Regions from separate parts of the Homo sapiens genome. Here region 1 is linked to region 2. Evidence: chromatin contacts called from ENCODE Hi-C or POLR2A ChIA-PET data. All regions are on one chromosome and are shown on one strand. The core of a region is the stretch at or near the end of the contact, and the rest is flanking DNA. Distances in the headings are between cores, read along the strand shown. Region 1 overlaps ARID3B (AT-rich interaction domain 3B). Region 2 holds the start of COX5A (cytochrome c oxidase subunit 5A).

Region 1 (5,206 bases), core at 1,885-4,384, 340 kb after region 2:
GCTAATTTTGTATTTTTAATAGAGATGGGGTTTCTCCTTGTTGGCCAGGCTGGTCTTGAACTCCTGACCTCAGGTGGTCCACCCACCTGGGCCTCCCAAAGTGCTGGGATTACAGGCGTGAGCCACTGCGCCACACACAAGGCCTATTTTATGCAATGTTCAATCCATAAGGCTTTGTTTGCACTTCTTGTGATATTCAGGCAATAGTTTGATGTAATGCAATGCTGCCAGTGACAGACAATACAGCACATTCCCCAGGATGGCAACAGCTACTGGCTTGTGCTTAAATACCATTTCATTCTGACTGAGGTCATCATCTTTGAGCTCCTGCAATGAGGAGCTCAATAGGGTGGGGGATGCTGTCCTTTGCCTCAGGTGCTCTTTGGGTGCTTTCATAAAAGAGGGTCAGAGCCGCCGATGGGGTCTAGGAGACCCTAAGAGTTCTGATGGTCAGGCTGAGAATTGTGTCCTCAGGGAGTGGGAGCTGCTGCAGGTCTGAGCACCAAGGGCTCCAGCACCAGGACAGGAGCCTCCAGCCACCTCCACCTTGCAGCCCCTGAAGGTAGCATATGTGGACCCTCTAGATGGGGTGGGGAGTGACCTCTGCCCAGTTCCTTTCTGTCCCGTGGCCTTCCCATCTGCAGGTTGTAGAGGGGAAACAGAAGGCTAGAAAGGCCCTTCCAGCTCAGGCTTTTACTGGTTCTAAATGGATTCCTGAGCTGGCCTCCCCATCCCTGGACAGAGCGGAAGCTACCCCCTGCCCTGCCTCTCTGACCCCCATGGTATCAGCCTCTGTCTCATCTGCCCCCAGATCCCAGCCATGGCCCTGGAGCCCAAAGAAGGGCATCTGAGAAAAGTTGGAAGCCAGGGGCAGTGCCCAGGCAGTGTAGAGACTGTGCCCAGAGCCAGCAGGAGGCAGATTCACAGCCTCACTCTGCAGCACAAGAGATTGAGGTCAGGCCCTGCACCCCCGCCCAGTGAGCTGAAGGGTCCTGGCATAGAAAAGCTGAATTGAGAGGCCTCAGTGAGTTGGGCATGGTGGCTCACACCTGCAATCCCAGCACTTTAGGAGGCTGAGGCAGGTGGATCACTTGAGGCCAGGAGTTCAAGAACAGCCTGGTTAACATGGGGAAACTCTGTTTCCACTAAAAAATTCAAAATTAGCTGGGCGTGGTGGCACATGCCTGTAATCCCAACTACTCAGGAGGCTGAGGCAGGAGAATCGCTTGAACCCAGGAGGTGGAGGTTGCAGTGAGTCGAGATCGCACCACTGCACTTCAGCCTGGGTGAGAGTGAGACTCTGTCTCAAAAAAAAAAAAAAAAAAAAAAAAAAGGCCTTAGGCAACCGCGGCTGGGCAAGGACTTGGGAAGAGGGGAGGCCCGTTTGGCTGGCCTTCAGCCCCCAAGGCCAGGGTTTCTATGAGGCCTGAAGCCTGGAGCCTGTCATAGGCAACTGCAGTCTGAGGCCTCCCTGGCAGAAACCACTCCTTGTCCCCTCCCTGACACAGGCCTGAAATGCCCATGTTGGCACAATGTTGCCAATATGGCTCTTGGTGGATGAGACCACCTGGCACTTTCCCAGGGGACCCTGTGGCTAAGAGTAGAGCTAGGCAGGCACTGCCCAACACCATAGGGGGTGCTGCGGGCCTGTAGGCTTGGTTGGCCCAATTACTGCCCTAATGCCATCGGACAGTGCCCACCAGGGACTCTCTGTCTTGCCAAGGAAGGCCTTAGGCACTGGGCTTTAGACATTTCAAAGTGAGTTCTCATTCACTTGTGTCTCCGATCACACTAGAGTCCCCATTTCACAGACAAACTGCCCAGAGTTTGTCATAGGTCACACAGCAAACCAGCAACTAAGCCCCCTGGTCCCCTAATCTGCCCCAGAAAGGTAGTTTCTCAGCTGTTCTGAGCTTGACAGCATGAACATCCTCAGGAGCCACAGGCAAAGTGGGCTGAGGCTTGGCATTCCCCTCGAGGTCATCTGGCCATTCTGAACGCCCCTCCTCAGCCTGCTTCCTCCGGCTGAGCCATGTGCCCCCGGAACCCCTCTGAACTCTGTTGCCGATCCCTCCCTCCATCTGCGCCTTCAGTGAAGCAGTTTCTTAAAGGAGGGGTCCTTGGTACCGTGGAGGGACAGGACATCTCTGGGAATTCGTACCCAGCTGCGTTCGTGCTGAGTTCTTCATGACCCACTCCTTCCAGCGTCAGCTGGTGGATCCAGGGCTGGGTACTGAGCCGTACTGGACCAGTGGGCCCCCTCCCGGGATCGCTGGACTTGGAGCAGAAGAGTCCCTCCAGGGCTGAAGATTGGACACAGAAAACTTGGGAACTGTCAACTGCCCTGTTATTCACCTCGTGAAAAAAGCTGGATTTCTAATGAGAGCGAATGGAGGTGACAATTCCCAGAAACTGGAATTGGGATGGTGAGATTTTAGTTCAGCCGCCGGCGGTCTCATGCGTGGAGGTGATAAAGTTGAGCTTTGAGGTGGTCTTCAGAGGGAGAGGAATACCCTCTGCGGGCAGAGCTTCCTGGGTTCCGGGCCCTTCCGGACGTCAACACAGGTCCAAATGCCCTTGGGCTCCTCCGCACACCCTGGGTGCAAGAATAAATCCTTCTCTCTGCCGCCATTAGCCTGACTGGCTTCGGTTACTTCGCACAAAAAGCCCTTGCCGAGCAAACGTCCCCGGTGCTGCTCCAAAGGAGACCCCTGCCCTCCTGGAAGCTCCTCCCTGAGGCCGGGTATCCACTCGCCGCTCGCAGCCCTCGCTCTAGCTCCAGCTCCTGTTCCTTTTCCTGCCCACCCCGCCCAGTGAGGAGATCAGCACCCCTTGTCTGTCTCTGTGTCTGTCGGGGTTCGTGCCTCACTGTGTCCAAGCCCGGCTTCTATCCCTAGTCCCTTCCTGTTCGCGCCACTCCTGCTTGCTTTCTTCTCCCCTTCCCTCCAGCGGTGGTTCCAAACCTTCTCTTCCATAAGACCCTCCATTCCGTTTCCCAGAGACCCAGGGGTGCCCCTCGCAGGGGCAGAGGCGCAGCCTGTAGTGGATCTCCCTCCGCGCAGGGCGGGCAGTCTAAGGTCATTCCCGGTCACCCTGCCCCCTCGCTCCCATTGGCTCTGGGGAGGGCACGTGACTCAATCCTGGCCAATGGCGTGGCGGGGCCTGTGGCTTGCTGCCGGGCAGGCTTTTCTAGGAGCTTCTGGGGTAACGCCAGAGAAACCTGCTAACACACAAGGTTAGCTGAGAGTGAGCTCAGTGAGCTTTCCCTTTGAAGAAGGCGTGGGTGAAGGGGAGAAGGTTCAGGAGAAATCAAGGGGTCAGGAGTAGTTCACTCAGTCCCCTTTCACTCTGAAGGAGCTCACCTCTCCCCAGTACTGTCCAGTGGAAAGGCCACTCAAAGCAACTGAGAGAGACCTGCTTGTGTGAAGAGGTAGAGGTTTATTGAAATATAAACATTCGAGAACATGTAAGATAGAAAATAACCACAACATATAGACACTTGCTGCAGGAGGACATCTGAGGTATTTACTCACTGCCTAGGCTACCCATGTGCTATCACATTTTTCCTGGTTAGAATACATATAAGATGGAGAGCAGGAGGGGACAGAGCTGCCCTGGCTGATGGCACCTTCAGGGGAAGCTCTGCTTGGGCCAAGGCCCCACTCGTGGGGGCACCTGCTGGCACCCCTCATCGGGCTCTGGGTGACACCCTGCTGTTGTCCTTGAGGGCAGTGAGGGTTCACTCCAACGGTGTGGCCAGGCGAGCTGCCTGGGGAAAGGGAGAGGATCCAATGACCGGAAAGACACAGTGTGCTTTCCCTGCATCCTCTGGGTGGGAAGAGTCCATCCTTTGTGACCAAACCCCTGAGAAAGACATACTGGCCAAATGTCTGAGACACCTTCAAATGGGCCCAGTGCCAGCCAACTGGGCTCCTCACTGGCACCACGTCCCAGATGCCCTTCTCTGCCCACACCCTGCAGGCTGAGGCCAGAGGAGGTCAGCCCTCGGGAGATGGGGTATGTGTGTGTGTGTGTGTATGTGTGTGGGAGTGGGGGTGAGTGTGTGTGGAGGGCTGAGAGAAGACGCAGTTGAGCAGAGCTGCAGCTTACCGGGCTGAGGTATCTGTTTGTGCTCAAGCTTTTGATTCCCTTTCCTCTCCTACACAGGACTGAATGCGAGCCACGCTGCCACACACACCCACGCCACGCGCGGTGTCTCCCACTGCCACAGCCCCATGTCACAGTGGTGGTGTTCTGCTGAACATTCCAGGGCTTCCTCGACTGAGGTGAGCCGCAAGCGAATCAATTTTCTTTACAGCACAGGAGCTGCCTGCTCCCGCGCAGGGTCCAGGAGGAGCTGTGGAGTTATTCATCTCCTCATACCCTGGGGCGGCTCAACCTCTGGCAAGGCCAGCGAGGACCCCAGCCTGCCTGTGCCCTGAGCTGGGAATGCTGAGTGATGGGGAGGTGTCCTCTGCCTCCCTGGTCAGCTGGGGGTGGGGGTGTGGCAGAAAACGGTCTTCAGAACTGGTACAGTTTCAGGGCCCGACCCGGTGTGAGAGCGGGCCTCTCCACTCCACCTCCCCGCCCCCGCGATCCCTGAGTCGTCTCCCCTGCATGCCTCCACCCACCTCCTCACTGGGCTTGAGGGAAGGGCCAGAGGGGCCGGGTTACCCAATCACTTGCTTGGCTTTGGGGGTGATCTGTTTTCATTTCTTTGGTGCTACGATAAAAATTTTAAAATAAAAAAAAAACAAAAGTCAGCAAAACACATATAAAAAAGATTTCAGAGATGCAAATACTTCCTGAAGACTCAAACATCAACAATTACAAATCTGAGGTATTTCAATGAACCTGACATCGGCACGTGTGGGGATGGTGAGGCCAAGATGGCCCCATAAGAAATAGAAGAGGGCTGAGCTGAAGAAGGCTGAAGAAGGCTGGGGAGGACTGGGGAGGGCTGAAGAGGGCTGGGGAAAGGATGAGTGGGCTGTTTTTGGGAAAGCAGGCCAATAAGGGCAAGTGGGGAGCATGAGGTTTGGCGGGGGCGGTCAGAGAATGGTCCGTGTGAAGCAGGTGCCAGGGCTGGGCAGCCCCGAGGCTCTGCCTTCCCATCAGCAGATGCCCTGTGGGCCCTGGCCCTGAACTGCCCTCACAGCCTCTTCCTTCAGACTATTAGAAGGGGGATCTGGGGCCCTGAGGACTG
Region 2 (5,059 bases), core at 2,140-4,639:
AACTTATCTCACAAGGTTGTTATGAGGCATAAATGGGATAATAGTTTGTGGCATGTAGTGGCACATTGTAAATTATAGTCATAATTGTATTTTAAAAAGAAAAAAAAACACTTCAGCAGCCAATCTAAGTGACTGTAGGCAAAGTGGAGGGATTCTGACAGCAGGGAGACCAGCTGGGATTCAAGCAATATAGCCCAGTGCTTTCTTACTTGCTTTTCTTACTTTTCTTACTTTCTTACCCTGACCTCATCTTAAGCTTCCAGCCTTGGAGATTTGATGAACACTAATTGAACTGCAGAGAGGTCAAAGGTTTCCCCGTTGCCCTTTGGCCAGTGTAGGGGCAGAAAGGGGTGATCCTTTTCCTCACCATCATAAGGGTCATGGCTGACACTCCCATAACAAAAGACAGGTTAAAAAGAAAAAACCATAACAAGTTTACTTGATCATAGTTTTATGTGACATGGGAGGCTTCAGACTGAAGACCCATAGATACAAGGAAAATCGTCCTTTATGCTTAGGTTCAATAAAGCATATGTAGAATTGTGATTGGACAAAAAGGGTCCAAGCTAACGGAAATGGATTGAGTGGGAAAACCCAGCAAAGCCTGTCTGTTCAAATCCTTCTGGCCTCTCTTTTGTAGCATTTCTTCCTCCCTGTCCTCCCTACTACTGGAACGAGTGTCTTTTCTTTCTTTTTTTTGGAGATAGAGTTTCACTCTTGTTGCCCAAGTTGGAGTGCAGTGGCAAGATCTCGGTCCACTGCAACCTCCACCTCCCAGGTTCAAGCAATTCTACTGTTTCAGCTTCCTGAGTAGCTGGGATTGCAGGCATGCACCACCATGCCCGGCTAATTTTGTATTTTCAGTAGAGACGGGGTTTCTTCACGTTGGTCAAGCTGGTCTCAAACTCCAGACCTCAGGTGATCCCCCCACCTCAGCCTCCCAAATTGCTGGGATTATAGGCATGAGCCATCGCGCCCAGCCTTAACTTCTTTTTTTCTTTTTTTGAGACGGAGTCGCACTCTGTCACCCAGGCTGGAGTACAGTTGTGCGATCTCGGCTCACTGCAACCTCCACCTCGCGGGCCCAAGTGATTCTCCTGCCTCAGGCTCCAGAGTAGCGTGCGCCACCACACCCAGCTAATTTTTGTATTTTTCGTAGAGACGGGGTTTCACCATGTTGGCCAGGATGGTCTCGAACTCCCGACCTCAGGTGATCTTCCCACCTCAGCCTCCCAAAGTGCTGGGATTACAGGCATGAGCCACCATACCTGGCCATGTTTCCTTTTCTCCTTTTTTTTAAAAAATTTTATTTTTGAGACGGAGTCTAGCTCTGTCACCCAGGCTGGAGTGCAGTGGTGTGATCTCGCCTCACCGCAACCTCCACCTCCTGGGTTCAAGTGATTTCTGGCTAATGTTAGTAATTTTAATAGAGATGGGGTTTCACCATGTTGGCCAGGCTGGTCTCAAACTCCTGACCTCAAGTGATCTCCTGGCCTTGGCGGCTCAAAGTGCTAGGATTACAGGCGTGAACCACCGTGCTCGGCCTTAATTTCTTTATGGCCAGCTGTTACATAGAAAGGCAAAGAGAAAGGTTAGAGCAATATTTTTAGGCTTTATGGCTGGCTTTGGGACAAAGGGGTTCTACTTTCTAGACCCCCTCTTGGGGAGGAGGGATTCTAGTTTCTGTGGCATGCCTGGAGGGAGAGTAAGGGGCAAGAGACAAGAGGGCAGAAGGTCAGAGAGAAACTGCTTCATAGGCCTTCACTTTGTGGTATTGTTTTCTAAGCCCCAGCACTAGGTTGGTGGGAAACGGTGAGGGCAGGTGCTTTGAAAACATTTTAAAAATCCTTTTCCCCGCCAGGTTCCTACCCACTGAAGCCACACTGCTAGGGAGGAAAAAGAGAAGGGCAGATGCTGAGGCCCTGGAGAGTCGGCCTGAAGTGAGGAAGTGGCACATGAATGGCCACCTTTTCTTTCCTCAGTGTGCCCAGGGATAGAGAATGGGAGACAGCAAGACAGAATACAATGTCTCATTAACTCTGGGCAGCATCCAGATACTTCAGGCCTGGGAGAGGTGTCCTTGACTGCCCAGGGGCTCAAAGTTAGGATGTAGCTAGTGAGATAAGATGCAACAACTGTGGAACTTGATCAACCCTATTTCAGAGCCATCGTGGATTCAGGAGCCCTCCTGTAGGAGATGGGAAACATTCAGGTGAGAGTCCTCAGAACTGGGGATGTGGCGAAAAGATCCTTGACTGCCAGCAGCAACCTAATTTCTGAGCCTCTTTCCTAATCTGTGAAATGAAGTAGTTTAACTCATTTTTTATGCAAGCTGGTTTGTGATATAAGAATATGTACTAATAAAATCCCTTACGCATAGGCCTTTTTTTTTTTTGAGATGGAGTTTTGATCTTGTTGCCCAGGCTGGAGTGCAATGGTGCGATCTCAACTCACTGCAACCTCTGCCTCCTGGGTTCCAGCAATTCTCCTGCCTCAGCCTCCCAAATAGCTGGGATTACAGGCATGCGCCACCACACCTGGCTAATTTTGCATTTTTAGTAGAGACAGGGGTTTCTCCATGTTGGTCAGGCTGGTCTCGAACTCCCGACCTCAGGTGATCCGCCCGCCTTGGGCTCCCAAAGTGCTAGGATTACAGGCGTGAGCAACCGCGTCCAGCGGCATTCTTTCCCCCATTCGCTGTTTTATTTTATGCCACAATGAGAAGGCGGGGCTAAGCAAAGTAGGTTTTTGTTTTGTTTGGTTTTTTTGAGACGGAGTTTCGCTCTTGTTGCCCAGGCTGGAGTGCAATGGCACCATCTCGGCTCACCGCAACCTCCTCCTCCTGGGTTCAAGCGATTCTCCTGCCTCAGCCTCCCGAGTAGCTGGGATTGCGGGCATGCGTTGCGCCACCACGCCTGGCTAATTTTGTATTTTTAGTAGAGACGGGGGTTCCTCCATGTTGCCCAGGCTGGTCTTGAACTCCCGACCGCAGGTGATCCGCCCGCCTCGGCCTCCCAAAAGTGCTGGGATTACAGGCATGAGCCACAGCGCCCGGGCGCAAAGTACGTATTTTTTATTATAGTTTGTTGTTATTGCTGTCATTCCTATTTTGAGGTGATTAAGTGCCCTCCTGGGCCTGACTCGAACAAGATCACGGTCGGTTGCTCCTCCCTCGCCTCCATTCCTACTTACAGGATGGCAGCTGCACGTCACCTGACCAGAGACAAGGCGGGACGCGAGGCTAACAGTTTGTCCTCAGCGCGCCGCCGTAGCCCCCGCCGCCGCCGGCCGCGCGGTGGCTCCTCCCGCCCACGCGCCAGAGTCGCAGTGGGCGGGCCTACGTGCTCCGCCCGCTGTGAGCCTGTCCGGCCCCCGCCCGCTCCGGAGCAACCCGCGAGCTTACACCGGCTTCTCTCTGTCCTCAGCCCGCGCGCCGCCATCGCCGTCATGCTGGGCGCCGCTCTCCGCCGCTGCGCTGTGGCCGCAACCACCCGGGCCGACCCTCGAGGCCTCCTGCACTCCGCCCGGACCCCCGGCCCCGCCGTGGGTAAGGCCCCTGCTTGCCACTGCCCGCGCCCTCGTGTCCTTGCGGTGACCTGGGTCCCCGCTGCCACTCCGGGGCGGGCTCTCCCCGGCCTAGCCCTTGCCCTACCCTGGTTACTGAACCCGGTGACCGCGGGCCGCCCTGCCCGCCGCCTCGAGTAGTGGAGGACCTGAAAGCGCGCCCCCGGGGCCTCCCCCCGCGCAACTTCCTGGCTGTGCCACCGCGGACAGGTCAGATGTGGACCTGCTGTGGGCGCCGAGGAGGGGACGCAGCGCTCCCCTTCGGTTCCCGGGCCATGACCCTGCCCCAGCGCCGACCCTGCGGCCACCTGACCGAGAGTGGCCGCCGCCGGCCTGCAGCGCCTCGGCGAAGGTGACATTGAGCCTCCGGGCACGCCGCTTGGGGTCCGAGGACACAATATACTTCCGTATGGGACACACGATTATACTTTTCAATCAGGCATTTCTCGGTTAGCGATTAGTGTGTCACCTTCACAGCCTTTTCCATCATTTTTAGGGTCTGCTGTGCCACGTTCTAATTCTTCCACGTTTAAAATAGATGGAAGTGTGTGGTTGTTTCCTGATCTCCGGAAGATAGCCAGAGTTTTGATAGGGCTTATGATAAAAATATCACTCTTTTGAAAACTGAATGTCACAGACACAGGAATACTGGGTTTTACAAGCATAGGAACGCTTCGTGTTTTTTCCCCTTTGTAATAGAAGCCTGATTGCTGGAGTATGAGACGTGCTTCTGATTTTTGTCTATTTTCCTTCCCTTTATATGTGTGCTGGGAGGTTTTGAGTCCACCACCATAGAATAATTACAGTAATTGCACTTCGATCTTGGTCCGTGAAATTTAGCTTCTATGCATGCATATTATATTTTATTTTTGAACCTGCATCACTGGCAACTATGCATGCGTATTTAAACATAAGAACTCAGAAACTCGTTTCAGGGTATGCTGAAGTTAAAAATTAAAAAAAGAACTCAGCCGGGCGCGGTGGCTCATGCCTGTAATCCCAGCACTTTGGTAGGCCGAGGCGGGCGGATCACCTGAGGTCAGGAGTTCAAGACCAGCCTGGCCAACATGGTGAAACCCTGTCTGTACTAAAAATACAAAAAATTTAGCTGGGTGTGGTGGTGGGCGCCTGTAATCCCAGCTACTCGGGAGGCTGAAGCACAAGAATCGCTTGAACCTGAGAGGCGGAGGTTGCAGTGAGCCGAAATCGCGCCATTGCACTCCAGCCTGGCCGACAGAGCGAGACTCCGTCTCAAAAAAAAAAAAAAAAAAAAAAGAATATGTTTTGCTTCATTCATTTTAGACTTTTATCATTTGTCGTAGAACCATAAGGCTGGAGGGTACTTTATTTTTGTTTATTTATTTATTTTTAAATTAGAGACGGAGTGTCCCTATGTTGCCCAGGCTGGGCTTGAACTCCTGGGCTCAGGTGATCCTCCCACCTCAGCCTCCCAAAGTTTGGGATTATAGGCATGAGCCACTGCAGCCAACCTAGA

What was found. Hi-C counts contacts between places; a loop is a spot of excess contacts on that map. ChIA-PET counts read pairs that join two places held with the same protein, here RNA polymerase II (POLR2A). Pooled maps may share reads with other maps.
Region 1: a pooled map shows a loop between it and region 2 (7-fold over the local background). The contact joins the enhancer-like site here to the promoter of COX5A in region 2. A Hi-C loop is called at or near these places in 7 of 50 pooled maps. POLR2A ChIA-PET finds 5 or more read pairs at or near these places in 2 of 52 experiments (WTC11 and activated CD4-positive, alpha-beta T cell).

Annotation. Positions count from the first base shown.
Region 1 is chr15:74,596,344-74,601,549 of GRCh38, reverse strand. ARID3B (AT-rich interaction domain 3B) reads right to left here. Exons shown (of 9, transcript NM_006465.4): 9 at 3,419-5,206. CLK3-AS1 (CLK3 antisense RNA 1) reads left to right here. Exons shown (of 9, transcript XR_007064715.1): 9 at 1-2,631. Among named protein-coding and RNA genes, the nearest start is that of CLK3-AS1, 17 kb to the left of the region's middle. RefSeq lists enhancers at 2,968-3,262, 2,537-3,425, 4,041-4,541. Within about 2 kb of position 3,134, at least 33 of the 41 ENCODE cell types and tissues checked have a DNase peak (open chromatin) inside an H3K27ac peak, as active enhancers do.
Region 2 is chr15:74,936,403-74,941,461 of GRCh38, reverse strand. COX5A (cytochrome c oxidase subunit 5A) reads left to right here and starts at 3,389. Exons shown (of 5, transcript NM_004255.4): 1 at 3,389-3,547. The coding sequence starts at 3,448. RefSeq lists a silencer at 3,136-3,695.